Regions from separate parts of the Homo sapiens genome. Here region 1 is linked to region 2. The links are chromatin loops, found by intact Hi-C in ENCODE. Cell type or tissue: dorsolateral prefrontal cortex. All regions are shown on one strand.

Region 1 (8,000 bases), 200 kb before region 2:
GGTAAGTTAAAAATCTTCATCAACGAAAATACTATTTCTGCGTTGGCACCTGCATGGATTTTCTTTGTCCAAATCCCTCTTTTTAATTGATGAGGCTTCTTTAGTTCCTTTTTTTCTTCCTTGTTGAGCTTCTTCATGAAATGTGCAGTTGCTAGCATGTGGTGGACGGACTGCAGATCCCTACTGAATGCCAGGCCCTCCGGCCCTGTGTTCTCTTTCTTGGAGAGGTTTGTTTTCACACGTAACCCCAAGAGGGCAGTCTCAGAGCGTGTTCTAGTCTAGTTCTTTTTTTAAAATTACTAAACTTTATTTTTTTTAGGGCAGTTTTAGGTTCCCATCAAAATTGAACAAAAAGTATGGAGAGTTCACATATAACTTCTCCATACATGATAGCCTCCCCCATTCAACATCCCACACTAAAGTAGTACATTTGTTACAACTGTGAAAGCAAATAGAATTTCAAGACCCCAAGCTCACTATGCCAAAGGGCAAGTTAAGCTTCAGAGCTGAATTACTCAATATTGCCTTCCTTTTGTTCCCTAACAGCCGTAACTTCACAATCTTGTGTGATAGCCTCATCCATAAACCAGGTTCCCACAATGATAGAAGGCCACATATCTCCCCAAATGACCTCCCTCACAATTGTGCCCAAGGAAAATCCTTGTGAGACCCTATCTTTTAGGATACATATCCCTCCTATAAAATAGCCCTAAAACTGAGTTATGTTGAATTTCACCCTGATGATGTCAATTACCAGCTTGTCTTCATAGGCACAGGACGCGGGCAAGACCAGAAATCATCGTGCTGTCTACCCTGCAATGAACACATAATTGACTTTTCCTTTACTCCCTCTTTTTACCTATAAAATTTGGATTTACTGAACACTAACCAAAGCCTCCCCTGAATAGAACCATTTGCCTCACTGCCTACCCTCTATCCTCTTTTCCTTCTCCGTGTTTGCACTTTACTCTTTAAATATTAAAGTTCCCAAACCCTCTTTGGAAAAGCACAGGTCACAGATGCTCCTCTGGCTTGTGTTCTTCCTGGGTGCATCTGCAAACTTTGGCTAAACAAACCTCTATCGATTAAGACACCTGCCTCAGTCACTTTTTCCTTAACACAACCAATGAACCTACATTGACACATTATTATTGCCCAAACACAATAGTTTATATTAGGGTTCATTATTGGTATTTTACATTTCATGGGTTTGGACAAATGTGTAATGACAAGTTAACTACCATTACAGTATCTTACAGGGTAGTTTCACTGCCCAAAAAATACTTTGTGCTCTGCATATTCATTCCCCTTTCTCCCCTAACTTTTGGCAACCACTGACCTTTTTATTGTCTCCATAGTTTTGCCTTTACCAGAATGTCATCTACTTAGAATTACGCAGTATGTGGCCTTTTCAGATTGGCTTCTTTCACTTAGTAATATGCATTTAAGTTTCCTCCGTATCTTTTCATGGCTTGATAGCTCATTTCTTTTTAGTGCTGAATTATATTCTATTGTCAGATGTACCACAGTTTATTCATTGACCTACTAAAGGACATCTTGGTTGCTTCAACGTTTTGGCAATTTTCAATAAAGCTGCTGAAACATCTGTGTGTGGGTTTTTGTGTAAATATAAGTTTTAATTTCTTTGGGTAAGTACCAAGGAGTTCAATTGTTGGATCATATAGTAAAAGATGTTTCGTTTTGTAAGAAACTGCCAAACTGTCTTCAAAGTGGCTGTACCATTTTGCAGTCCCACCAGTAACGAATGGGAGTTGTGGTTGCTCCTTATCATTGCCAGCATTTGGTGTCCTCGGCGTTTTAGAATTTGGCCATTCTAATAGTTTTGTGGTGGTATCTCATTGTTATTTCAATTTGCATTTCCCTGATGACATGATGTGGAGTATGTTTTCATATGCTTATTTGCCAGCTGTGTATCTTTTTTGGCAAGGCATCTGTTAAGGTCTTTGGCCCGTGTTTTGATCAGGTTGTGTCTTGTTGTTGAGTTCCTTTACTGGATTTCTTTTGTTAGCATGGTATAACTTTATCCATCCCTTTATTAATCTACCTGGGGCTTTAAATTTAACTAGGTTTCTTATAGACATCATGTAAGTCTTGCTTTTTGATTCACTCTCACAATCTTTGTTTTTTAGCTCTTGACATTTAAAATGATTATTGATATAATTGGATTAATATCTACCATATTTATTCCTGTTTTCTGTTTGTTTCCTTTGTTCTTTATTCCTATTTTTACTTTCCCCATTTTTTTGCCTTTTTAAATTTTATTGAGCATTTTACAGGATTCTATTTTCTCACCTTCTTAACATAGCAATTCTTCTTTTTTTAAACTTTTTTAGTGGTTGCCCTACAGTTTGCAATAAACATTTACAAGTGACCTATGTGCCTTTAAATAACAATATTCCATTTCATATCAGTGCAAGTACCTTAAATTACAAATTTCTAGCTTCTGTCCCTTTTACCATTTCAGGTATTCATTTCATTTATATATTAGCTTATATATATCCCTACACTTGATTTTTCCTCATATGAGATTTTCTTTCCTCTTTCCCATTTAAAAAAATAAAATAAACTATTATAGCCACAGACTTTCTATTTTTATTTGTTTTCTGTATTGAAGTCTTGATTTTGGGGCTTTACTTGTCCCTGTCTATGCCCACTCCTATCTGACACACACTTTCTTAATTTATTTCCTAGTTGTTTCACTTTGTTTATCTTCATTATGAGGAAAAAAAGCCAAAACCTGAAATGAATATGCTTCCTTCCAGTAACCAGGGACCTTCCATGGTTGGGAAATTGTTACCTATTCGAGTGAAAGGCTAATAAAACCCCCAAGGTAAATATTTTAGTACTTCACTAAAGAAAGAACCTCAAATACTATGTGGAAGACAATTTAAAATGAGGTTTAAAGAGCTCAATATAAAAACCTGTTTGACCTGTTAAAACAGGTGTGGACAATCACAATTCCCTATTTAAAAATACAGTGAAAAAACCTACAAATGCAAGACAAATACATTGGAGCATGAGAACTCCAAATTGTTAGGTTAGGAATTAGAAGCTGTTCCCAGTGTGTAGAGCTAAGAGACCCAAGTCATTGTCAGTTGACAGGGAGCCGGGACTCAATACCTGTGTACTTTCTCAGAGAAAGGAGAGGTCTTGGCAAAATTTTGGGTTTATCCTTAATTCCATACAATGGGAATATTCAATTGCTCTTTAATCACTCAGTATTGATAGGGACAGGGGGCAGAGAAATTCTAGGCAGAAAAGGGCGGGACCCTGGTGAAACCCCACCCTCAATCCGAAAAACCTGAAACTGCCACCGAAAGTGAGAACTTCTATCCCTGTTTTCCCACTCGAATGTTGCCTTTTTCTAAACTACCCGTGGCCTGCTCCACCCCCATCCTTTGCCTATAAAAACCCCAGACTCAGTTGGTAGATGGGACTATAACTGGACATTGGAGAGAAGTGGCTTGACTTCAGAGCGACAGCTTGACAGCATACTTTGGAGAAGAATCTGAGAGGAGAAGGCAAGACTTCAGGGGAAGATTACCTATCTGCCCTGTCCCCTGTTCAGCTCTATTTCCCACTGAAAGCCACTTTCATCAGCAATAAAATCCCTCATTTACCATCCTTCAATTCGTTCATGTGACCTCATTTTTTCTGGACGCCAGACAAGAGCTTGGAGGCCACGAGTATGGATACAAAAGGCTGTCACACTGGCTGTTTGCCCTTGCTGGTGGAGGGCAGCTGCCTCACATGAAAAGGCAAAGAGCTCACTGAGCTGTTAACACTTAAGCCTTCCGCAGACGGCAGAGCTGAAAGAGCACTGCAACACACCCTCTGGGCCTCAGGCTCTCAGGCACTCCTACCTGGTTGCGCCGCTGGGCCCGCACAGAGTTTGCTACTGCCGGCACCTGAAAGCGGTTGGCTGGTTCCTGCACTCGCTCGTTCTGGTTCCTGCACTTATTCATTCGCACGCTCCCTCCCACAAGGGGTAGACGGGGCGGGATGGGTAAATGAGGCACCCCTGTCTCAAGTCCCGTGAAGGCGTCAGGGAAATAATCTGCTTCAGTTTCTCTAGTTGTAAAATGGTTAAGAACATTATGAAAGGTGGTCAACAACTTTATAAGTGAATATGCTAATGCTGGCCTTAATTCTAAAATGCTACTTGGATCAAAAGTTATGATTCAGTTCCAATACATCTTCTATTCATTGAAGTACAGAATCTGTACACAAAGTACAATTGTATCTTCAAAAACTGCCACCTTGTGGAGATTTGGTTTTATTGTTAAGACAGCCAGTGCCAACAACAGAAATGAGTACAGAGCCTCACATACTAATGTAAGTGAATCTCAAAGACATTTTATCTTTAAGCCATTTTGAAAAGTAGAAATTAAGCCTGAATAGTTTTGGGGCACAAATTGCTCTTTAACTCTCTTCTTTCCCATTCACCTTTGTCACTGATGGAATAATAGAAGGAGCAATCTTTATCAGCAATGGCAGATGTGCTGATAAATGAAACCAAAACTGAATTGACAAATATTGACACAAATACTTATAGAAGCAATTTAAAAATCTACCTTGCAATTAATCCTTATGAAATTTAAGTCATAATTTACTAAAAATTATAATATAAAGAAATAAACTTTCTCTGTTTTATTAAAAGAAAGGATCAATACATTTGGCCACAATTGATTGGCCATAATTTTTGTCAATGTTCTATAAGCTAATTGAAAATAAGACTATTTTAAATATAATTATCTCCCTTCTCCTTTGCCTTTTCATTGGCAGCAGGTGCCATGGGCTTATTCATATTCTAAAAGAGAAGTTGTGTGAGCAAATTTGTCATCATAGGCAATCCTCTTGTAAGGAAAAAATTATGATTTGATTTTTATTTTCTCTTATCTCCTAATTGGGTCAGATACTCCAGTGTCCTCGGGGAGCCAAACCAGGAGCCAGTGTGTCCTTACACAAACACAGCTTCCTTCCTGCTTGGAGCTCACACCAAGCATTTGCATTTGAACCAAGCAATGTTGACAGGCTATTGAGCCACAGAAGTTAAACATTCCAAGTGAGCCTGAGACGACCATTACATTCTTTTACATTTTCTGGTCGATTAAAATTTTAATTGTTTAAAATTTCAAATAGATACAAAAATAGACATAGAGTATAATAAACTTCACACCCCTGTCACTGAACTTCAATAGTTATCAGCTCACAGTCAATCTTATTTCATCTATGCTCCCTCATGCTTCCCTCCTATATTATTTTGTGCAAATCCAAACAGCATATAACTTTAGCTCTATGTGTCTCTAAAAGACACGGCTTTCTCTATCATTCTTTTTCTTTTGAAACTGATCCATATTACCTTTACCAGAACTAGAAAAACAGTCATCTTTAATATCCTCAAATATTCACTCCATGTATAAACGTCATTGTCAGTTTTTTCCCAAATATAGGTAGTCCTCATGTTGCACATTAATATGGCACTATGAAAATCACCATGCAAGATAATTTAAATAATTAATGGGGGAAAAATTGTTCCATGACCTTTAAAAATATTAAAAATTTAAAACTTTCTTACTGTTGGTTATAAACAATAGGGACACAAAAATAGTGAAACATTTAGTAAGTAATTTAAAACATTAGAAACACTGAGAATTAAAATGTTTCTTTTAAACTACTTATCAAGAGTAGTTTGAGCAATACTTGGTTTCTTTTGGTTATGTAACTTGCAATATGAAGAAAGCATCTTTTCTATGCCTGGGCAAGTTGTCATACTCCTTTCTAATTTAGGACCAGCTTCCAACATTGTATCCTTCGTGACTTCAATGTTGTAAAATATCTCCAAGAGTTTGTTTAAGGTAATGATTTTTGCTGATGTCACCTCCTCTGGGGCATCTGACAGGCATTCCTGCTAGGTCAACCTATAGCAGAGGGTGGAAGGGCCCAGAGATGGCAAGAGAGAAAAGGGGGGAACCTTTTAGAGGTGATTAGGCTATGAGGGCTCTGCTTTCATGAATGGATTAATGCCATTACGGCAGTGAGTTCATTATAAAAGGACAAGTTTGGCCCCCTTCTCTCTCTTTCTTGCTCTCTTTTGGCCCTTTTGCCTTCTGCCATGGGATGACACAGCACAAAAACCCTCACCAGATGCTGACCCCTTGATACTGGACTTCCCAGCCTCCAGAACTGTAAGCCAACAAATGTGTGTTCTTTATAAATTACCCCAGCTGTGGCATTCTGTTATAGCAGTACAAAATAGATCAAGACAAAGGGGGATTGCAGGCAGGAAGGGAGCCCCTGACCTCTTAGTTTCACTCATCTGGAATTTAGCCACTACAACACAGAGCTGGGGCTTGAGGGGATAAGAAATGCTATTGACCTGCACTTCCCAGGGTGATAGTACAGTTACAGGCTGTAAACTCAAGGGAGAGGGAATGCCATCATCTTGGCCACATCAGCCTGGAGTAGAGCTTCTATCACACCAAGTTGGGGGAGGGAAGAGGGAGCAGCTTGTGACTGAAGTGCCATAAACTTTTGTTCTTACTGAGATTAGTATATTTTCTGGAATAAACGCTGCTGCTTTTGCTGTATGTGCTTAGGGCCATTTTCAGAGACTTTAAATGATTGATAATTGTTACCAGTAATGGTTATTTTGATGGGTAGTTGGTCCACAGAGCTCCTCACCTTGCTGTTCTAGAAATTGTCTTTTAGCTTAGTATTAATTCCTGAATTTTTCAGTTTTTCTGATCTTTTACCTCCAGGATGACTCTTTGAAACAACTCTAAATTATTGACTGAAACTTTTATGTATAATTCTCATTTTGTTCTTCACACAATCTCTGTGAAGGAGGTTCTAAGAACTAAGAGGCTTAGAGAGGGTAAGGATCTTCCCAGAAATTACACAGCACTCCCAGATTTGGAACCTTTAGAAAGTTTATATACTTATTGGAAAACTTAGCTCATTTTTAATCAGAGGGAAGTCATTTTACAGTGCCCCATACAGGGAGTCAGATAACTACTTCCTAGTTAGGTTTTCCTCTCTATAGAGAGTCAACCAGCCCTGCTGTACTTTCCCGTGGGATCTGAAACTGCAGAAATCTACTGAGAAAAACAGAATGCTCACAGCAGGATAAAGCTCATGTTTTCTAGAGCTACTAAGATTCAGGCTTATGCCTCTGTGTTTGATTTTTTAATAGTCTTGCTAATGTCAAAGTGATTCTATCTTACACACCCCAAAGTCTGTAAAGGTATAATAACAAGGGGTGAGATTGTCTTAAATCTGCAGTTTCTTGATCTGTTTAGTGGGCTACTATAGGTTACTGCAGGACCTCTCAAGGTTTCTAGTATGCAAAGGTGCATTTTGACTCTGTAAGAGTGGAATATCATATGTAATGTTTCTCAATTGATTTGTCTACATAACCGTATTTTCTTGTGCCATTTATATCCTGTGTTTTGGGGAAGGTTGGCCTAGAACATTTATTCTAAAAGGAAAGGGCATGGGAAATTCTTACCATTGGCAGTGTCGGGGAGGAAAAAATGCATACTTCTTACCCATTTAGTTTATTTTGCTAGTTTACAAATTAAATTGAGATAAGACAGATTAATAGGAGAAAATCAACTTTAATTATGTGTGTATACATGGGAGTCCCACAAAAATGTAAGACTCAAGGAAGCAGCCAGATGATTGAGACCTATATATTATCCTGAGCTACAGAAAGGGATAAGGGTTTGGGGCTTTTGCGGGGTTGTGGAGGCAAATTTTGGGAAGGCGAGGAGAGGAAATGTATGATCAATAAATGTTGCCTTGTTGTGCAGATAAAAGTGTCTTAGGTGATAAAGATGTTTCCAAAGAGTAGTTCTCTTCATGGTACAGATATTTTACTCATGATCATTTCCTTTATAGATATAAATTTCCTTTACGAAAGGGGGAATTTTATTTTATGTAGTTAGTGGAGAAGTCGGTAAAGAGCTTTTCCTGTA
Region 2 (8,000 bases):
GACAATAATAATAAAGTTCAAAAACTGGGGCAAACAGAAATCTACAACCTATTATTTAAGAAGAAAAAAAAAAGAGTGAAAAGCAGGACACTGAAAACAGTTATATTCTCATCTTTGGAAAAATATTCCAGTCAATTTCCTCAACTTCCAAGCTATTTTTCTGAACCATATAGCTGAGACCAGAATGGGAACCTCTATGCTCATCACTGAAAACCCTTCGCATATGGCTCCCTAGGATATGACCACATTTGCACACTCCTTCTTGCAGTGCCGGTCCAAATCCTCCTTCAGTCTCAAGGACTACTTCAAATGTCATCCTTCTATGGAAGTTTCTAGATCCATCCACTAGGGACCCTCTCTATGACTGTTCCTCTCCAAACTTCTAATGCAAAATCATTTTTGCCTCTCATGACACCATCATCCCCAATTTGATTCCTTGGCGTATGTCAGTTTCTATCACTGGAATGTATTACTTTAGGGTAGCAAAGATCATACTCATGATGCCTGTATCTCAGTAAGTGTTCAGTAATGTGTGTTAAATCTACGTTATTTCCTATTTAAAAATTAAGCTGCAACACTTTCAACATTCTATAGCTGCCACGTAACTATAATTTAGTTTAAAAAAACGCTTAGCGCAATTGGCTACGAAAGTTCTTTTCAGTGCATTTACATTCAATACTGTCACCTGGAAAACAAAAATTTCAAGTTCAGCTGTTAATTTGTTTAACATCACTGTCGTGCATTTTAAATCATTGTCCAAGTTTTTCTTTGTCACTGCCACCATGACAACAAATTTTATACCTACTTCTTGTCTATTAGCTGCTCCAGAAAAGCTCAGAATGACAAGAATGTTGGTTGGCTTCCCAAATATAGCTCTAAAAAGATCTCCATTTTCCTTTCATTCCAAAATTCTTTGGTGACAATAAAAAGCATGAAGATTTCGTTTTCCATACTGCCTTATCCATTAGGAGTTATTTTCAGAGTGGAAACAGCAATATGGCCTATAAAAGTCATCACATTTGGCTAAGGCACTGAAAATAGCCCAGGTTTCCCGGCACGGTTCACGGCAAAGACTATTAATATGATCCTATTGAATAATGTAGCTGTTACCCAGCCTTAAACTTGGGATGCTTTCAGGATTTAAACAGCTAAGAATGAGGATCACAAACTAAATTTAAAACATTCCACTAAAAATGATATTAAACTGAAAACTATAAATTAAGCTTGTTTCTAAGCAACAATCTAAATAGTCAAAGCTTAGTGAAAACACTCACTTTCAAAAATAGCCTACTGCTTTAGAGCTTCCATTGACTCCTTACTGCCAAATGTATACATAAAAATGCACGATATGTAAACCAATTTGAAAGTCAACAAATCTCCAAAATGCAAAGTGAATTGTTCACTAAAATAAAAAATATCAGTCAACAAGAACCCAAAATGCATAAAACGCCTCTGATTTTTAAGGAGCAATTGTGATGACACATATCACTCCTCTACACTAGCTTTCCTTTCACTTAAAAATCAGTCTATAGGTCAAGCGGCTGATATGAGAGAACCATGCCTTATTAAGTCAAAACTATTTGGAGAACTAAAATAAAAGGCCCAATTTACTACAAAAGCCATCATCAAAATTTTACTAAAAATTCAGAAATTATTACTGGTTTTTAAACTACTAGATGAAGAATCCTTATTGCATCTCGCAACCCTAAAGGATTCTATGGAAATAGCAAAGAAGGTTCACTTTCGCAGATTTTCCATGGCTCTGCCCATTAACAAGGGTGAAATTATCAAATCCCCAACTATCAGCAGTGAAAATCAGACTTGAACATTTTAAACAGAAGAGAGGGAACACTGACCTTGTTAACACAGAAATCTGCCTGGCGTCCTGGGTTTTGTTTACGATCTAACCAAACAAAACTATATATCAGCTCTACAGACCATCAGTCAGATGTTTGTGTTTGGGTTAATTGTCAGGTGATTAAAATATTGAGGGTAACAGAAACCCATTCTGAGTGGATTAAGTAAACAAATTCAACCTTTCTGGGGAACAAGAAACACACCACACACACACACACACACACACACCCTCTTTCTTTTTCGTCCTTCCCCTTCACACACACACACACACACACACACACACACCCTCTTTCTTTTTCCTCGTCCTTCCCCTTCCCACCTTTTGGGGATGAAGGCACCAAATCATTTCCACTTGCCAGAGAGCCTTGTCTCAATAGCTAGTTTCCTTACTGTGCCCCACAGAGGGGAGCTGATTCACATAAGTGGGCAGGTTTCGTTTGAAATCTTAAAGTTCTCATTTTCTATGCAAAGAATGGAAACTCAATTTTCCCAAAAGTTCAAATCAAAACTTGCCAGTTTTACAAGTGGAAATTAGCAGTCCTCCTCCCCGTTTCTCCTTCCATTGCCAGGCTCAGCTCCTCTCACCCCAAGTACCTTCCTCCACATCTCTCCTCTCCCTCTCCAGAAAGCCCTACCTCCAGAGGGTGGGAGGAAGTTAAAGCGGCCCCCGCTGTTTACGCCCGGCCCTGCCCTCTCCTGCACTGATTCTGCTCAGGTCTTGATAGGAAGAGGGGGGCGTCCACGCCCCGCTCGCTCCATCCCACCCCATCCTTCGGCGGGAGCAGCCAGATCTGGCCAAGAGTGGGAGGCGCTCCCAGATCTGCCTTTCTCTGCAGCTCCTTGCAGCTCCTGCGAAGCTGCTTCCCAAACACCGAGAACCTTTTCCACCCAGGAAATGTGGGTCCAGCCCTTCCCCAAAGTAGAGGCTGGAAACCACCAGCGAGTCTCTACACCGGAATATTAAGGGGGTGAAAGTAAGGACCAGTCAAGAATGGTAGCGCATTCGGCCTCTAGACTCCAGAGAAGGAGAACAATGTCTTGAAACCAGGTGCAGAACCTCCACCTCTCCTGAGCATCGTCTCGGGAAGAACCAATCCATCCACCCCACCCCAATCACTACCACCAAGTAATGGGGCAGCAGGCTGCTAGGACCTAAAGCGCTGGCCTCAGCGGCAGCAGCGCCCACATCTGGACACGGCCCTCTCCCAGTGGGCCTCCCGAAGGCACAGGACCAGATGCACACAATGGGCATCCCCACACCTGCTGGGCGATGGCCCACCTCCCCCAAGCTGCTCTCCCGGGTCCGCTGAGCGGTACCAGGCACCCCCGAGACACGCGCTGGCAACCACGCGCGCAGCGAGAGGTGAACAATGGGGGGTCAAATTCGCCAGGAAACACGTCCCAGCCTTCTCCCCCGGCCAGAAGCGACCGCAGCGGAGGGAGTGGGCATAGGGGTCGCACTGGACGCAGACAGGGAGCTGGGAGAACCGGGCGACCCGGGGCCGCTTCCCGTGGGGCGCGGAAGGGACAGGAGGGATCCCCAGCCAGGGTGGCCGCTCCGCTCCCCCCCGCGGCCTCCGCCGTGTGGGCATCCCGAGGAAGGGGGGCCCCGATGAAGGGGCACCGGAGAGTCCCGGGCTTACGGAACGCCCCGGGGGTGCGAAGTCGGGTCCGGCTGGGACCCCGGCGCCGCCCCCGGCCCGCGTCTACACTAGCCCCGCGCCCGCCCCGGGAACTCGGTTACCGCCGCCTCCGCCGCGGCCCCCGCCGCGTCCTCCGGGGCCCGGGACAAGTCGGGCTCGCAGCTCGCGCCGTCCGTCGCCATCTTCCTGCTCTAGCGGATCCGAATGCGAGCTCGGAGCCGCGGCTCCGGACTCAGCCGTCTCCGCGCGGGCGGCACTTAACCCGCTGCTGTCCGGGACGCGGGCGCCTGGAGCCGGGAGCCGGGAGCCGCGGCACTCCCTCCGCCCCTCGCCACCGCCCTCGCCGCTTAACCCGCTGCGCGCCGGAGCGCCCCGCCTCGGTCCCGCCCCGCGCCCCGCGTCCCGCGCCCGGTGGCGCCAGCCGCGGGCTCGTGGAGGTGCGAGAAATGGGCGCACGACCTGGCTCCGCTGCGGCCCTGCGCGGGGACTGGGGATCAAAGACCACGGAAGAGGTGAAGGCAGAAAGCGCCCGAGGAGCGTTGCATTCCGCAGAACCCCAACCAAGCCGGAGAAATCCGTGCACAGACCAGATTAAATGTCAGGCCTCCTGAATCTGAATTCTCTGAAAGATCAGGGAAAATCCTACACTTCAGCTCCCTCTATCCCACCGCGAGGAATCACACAGGGCACCCCTTTCTTCTTAAATTGCTCTTTCTTAAATTTCATTGCCGCCAGGGTGTTTTTATCCTCCCTATATATATACACACCTGGCTCTGATTTATTCTATCGTTGACTCTAGTGTTTCTCCAAAAACAATTCTCAGATGAAAACGATTTGTCTGTCCTGTTTTCTTTTAGAACGTGGCACCAGCCCCTCAGCTCCTAACTTTCTATACAATCTCCTTTTCAGGGAATGTGTAGCGGGCTGTTTTATATTCTGTGACCCCCCTAAGTCTGAGATCTCTCCTGAAGGACTAACTGAGAAGTGTTAAATGTCATAGCTTTAAAAGCTAAATGTCATGTCCTCTACTTTTGAGAGAATTTAAAAAAATTACTCCCTACGTGTGAGGACACGTGTACATATACACCAAAAACAATCAAACAAAAGCCGTATTTGTAAAAATAGATTTTATGGGAATTACACGTCTCAGAAGATTTTTCATGAGATGAGTGAATTAGGCCCAAACGCTTAATCTTCCCTTTCCACATCTAATTCAGTTCCTACCCTTTGCTGCCAATTTCCAGAATGTGAAAATCTATCACCTCACCAAGACCATATGGTACAGCCCTTCCCAAATCACCAGATCCCTAAAAATGTGTCGAATGCATAAAATCAAATTGAGACATTCAAGCTGTGTCTCAAAGACGTAAAATCAAACCACAACCAAATCTTGCACTTGAAATTTTGGAAGATGAATGACTAGAATGTTCAGTCCAAGGGTTACAGATCAAAGCTTTTTTTTTTTTTTTCCTTTTTTCTTTCTTTCTTTCTTTCTTCTTTTTTTAATGGCAGGCTCCTAATGAAAGGTTTTGACTCTTTAATTGCTCCACTTTCCAAATTAGACCCAAATATGACACAAACCAGGGCAGAGAAAATCTTTTCTGCAAAGACCCTGAAAGGGATTGATTAATAAACTGTGAAAAGTTCCCTCCCAGAAGAGAGGTCAAGAAAGAACTTTACCTAGAACTCTGGGGCTAAAAGTCAGAGGCTTAGAAATCATCTCCAGGTTATCCTGTGAGTACAGGTACTTATTTATTTATTTATTTATTTATTTATATTGGCTCTGATAGTTACTCCCTCACTTATCCCTTTAATATCCATCCCTGTTCATTATACCACTTTCCTTTATTAAGTATACTCTCTAAAACTGCTCAATATTAGAATAACTAGATTTCTTTAAGATTAAAGAAAACCACTGGACAGTAAAAGTTAGATGTCAAACTGATAGTAAAAATTTAAAGTCCAAGGGCATTCCTTGTTCTTTTCAAAATGCACTTCCACACATTGCAAGGCAATCAATTTTCTTGATTCTGATGTTGAATACTTCTCAAGCAATTAACTGGCAAACTTCTGGAAAAAATAATAATAATAAGTTTTACTCAGGGTTAAGAGTTAGAAATATGAAATGACACCATCTCTGGGAAGCAAATCCCTTTTATACATGCAGCCCAATTTTTAAAAAAAAATCACTGGGAAAAAATTAGCTTGTATTCACCTAAATACAATTAAAGCAGGATCATGTTACAAGGAAATCAGTCCTTGCCCACCCCCCCCCCCCACCGCAAACCCCCACCCATCATTTTTTGTTTGTTTTTGTGAAATGGAAAAAAAATAAATAAAACAGTGATAAAAATCACAGGACACCACATTCTCTAACCACCAAAATCCAGTACCTGGGAAGGAGAATTGACAGCATTCTGTTTCCACCTTAAAACCAGCACTGTTGAAGGTTGGCTGAGGATCTCACCTACTGCACAGAAGTGGCACACTAGGAGTTAACTTCCTCACTAGTAGCCTGGCCTGGGGCTGCTTCTCCACCAGGAGGACACTTGCTGGTTTCAATTCTCTCTTGAGAATTAGTCTCTGCTACTATTGCAAATTAACTCTTTCTAAGACTTTCTTTGCACAAAGGCAGGCTCTATTACAGTCAAAGCAAATAGATGTGAAAGGGTATTGACTTGATGGCTCCAGAAATTAAATCTTTTGAAGCCTCATTAAACAGCTAAATAATAATAATAATTAATAATAAAAATAAAAGATATCCCAGGGTTACAGTGAAAATTACTGAAAGGCAGGGTAAAAAAGGAGAAAGATAGAAGTATAAACAGGAGGAAAATAAATCCCTACAACAAAAATGAATCATGAGTCTTAATCAGTAAATTCCTTTTGGCATTAAAATGGAAGGAGTAATACTGAATATATTGCAAATAGAGAAAACTATTATTTACATCCTTTTTTTGGATCATAACGATGCTGATGACCCACTGACTAAAGAATTTGAGGGTAATTATTTTCCAAACCCTGGAATAGAGGTATTTGTGTTGAGCTATAGCACACTCTCTAAGGGTGAAATGACCAGGGAAATGAGTTCTTAAAGGTGGGAATGCAGACAGATGTTTGGGAGCCAAGTGGTTTTCTGATTAAACCATGTCCTTGGCTTCATCAGCCATATCCTCCAACCCACTAAACCAAAAACCCAGAGTTATACATATGATACAACAGGATGCTTCCTTCCATGTGAAAAGATAAAGGAATATACACAGAACCTAAAACTCTTTCCGTCATGGAGTAAGAGAATTATTTATTTCAGTCAAATGACAACATTTATGTTAATTCCAAAGAGCAAACCATATGTCATCATGTCTTAGTATTGCCAAATGACAAAATTATTGAGTAGCAAATCATTTCTGACTGTATCCTCAAGCCTATAGTTATACAATTTAAATATTGCAGACCATGCTTGTCCCTGTCTGCAGCATGGTGACCAACCTAGGAAGCCCCAAATCTTGACGTCAGGAACTCCGCAGATGAGCTCTGAGTGTCCATTGCCAGAAACAAGTTTTCCTATGACCTAACTACATTCCCTCATAGCACATGTCATTAGCTACATGTGCCTCAGGCTTTTTGTGGATTTTACTCAGTAAATTTAATTCTAATCTAGTTAGCCACTCTTGTCAACAATCTATGGTTTTGGAAGGCCTCCTCCACCAACTGCAGTTGGTGTGTGCCAAAGGAATGCAAGCTAATTTTACCTAAGCTAAAGCAAAACATAATTAGGGAATTAAATCTGCTATGTAGGAAGCAAGCCAAAGCGAAACATAAATAATTATCATAATCACTCCCAGCCCCTTTTAATACAACCTTTAACTGGGAACTGTATCTGTTCATTCAATTGCTGAAATAATGTACAAATATAAGATTTGACTGCAAGGTTAGAGCCACATTAAGAAAATCATCCCCCGGTACAGTCACTCTAAGAACAGAAACCAGCTAATACCAAACAATGAAGTAGTGTTGGTTCCATTCTCTTGCATGGTTTTTACATTTTAAATCATTAGTTGTTGGTTTGGATGCTTATCTGCAGAAGTCATTTACAAGAGTAAATTTTAGTGCAGAAAGATGTTTTAGTGCAATACCATTATGGAAAAACAATTTTAACAAAAAAAAAAATCTGGCCTGCTCTTGCCCCTTATCCACCTGAATTGGAAATGGACCTGAATATTTCTGTTTATTCAGCCTCTTTAGCAAACTCACAAGCCTGCAGTATATAGTTACTAGGCAATCATTAAAGCAGGGGTGTTTATACCATTAGGCATTACTCATAGTGGAGCTTCATTTATCTTAGAAAGTTTAAAAACTATATAAATATGTTGTGAGATCAGGCCCTTTTCTCCTCTGATTAGAAGTGTGGATCCAGCTGCAAAACCACAGCTGAGATTTTTCTTTCACTTGGGGATATGCACTGTTCAACACAAAAGGAAATTTAGTGTTCGAAGAATT

The links. Peaks named below come from ENCODE experiments on the same cell type or tissue, not always from the same donor. Only the 100,000 strongest peaks of a DNase experiment are listed, where the experiment ranks them.
Region 1: a loop joins it to region 2, with 4 times the contacts of the local background. A loop is called at or near these places in 2 of 110 quality-filtered maps.

The regions. Positions count from the first base shown.
Region 1 is chr7:117,669,773-117,677,772 of GRCh38, forward strand. No RefSeq gene overlaps it. Among named protein-coding and RNA genes, the nearest start is that of CFTR-AS2, 26 kb to the left of the region's middle. RefSeq lists an enhancer at 3,843-4,416 and a cis regulatory region at 4,273-4,286. In dorsolateral prefrontal cortex, CTCF peaks have their summits at 249 (motif pointing right), 4,263 (motif pointing left) and 4,470; DNase peaks (open chromatin) are centred at 219 and 3,749; H3K4me3 peaks cover 942 bases; H3K27ac peaks cover 1,786 bases.
Region 2 is chr7:117,869,734-117,877,733 of GRCh38, forward strand. CTTNBP2 (cortactin binding protein 2) reads right to left here and starts at 3,708. Exons shown (of 23, transcript NM_033427.3): 1 at 3,602-3,708. The coding sequence starts at 3,682. In dorsolateral prefrontal cortex, a CTCF peak has its summit at 3,043; DNase peaks (open chromatin) are centred at 2,608, 3,048 and 3,738; H3K4me3 peaks cover 4,610 bases; H3K27ac peaks cover 5,491 bases.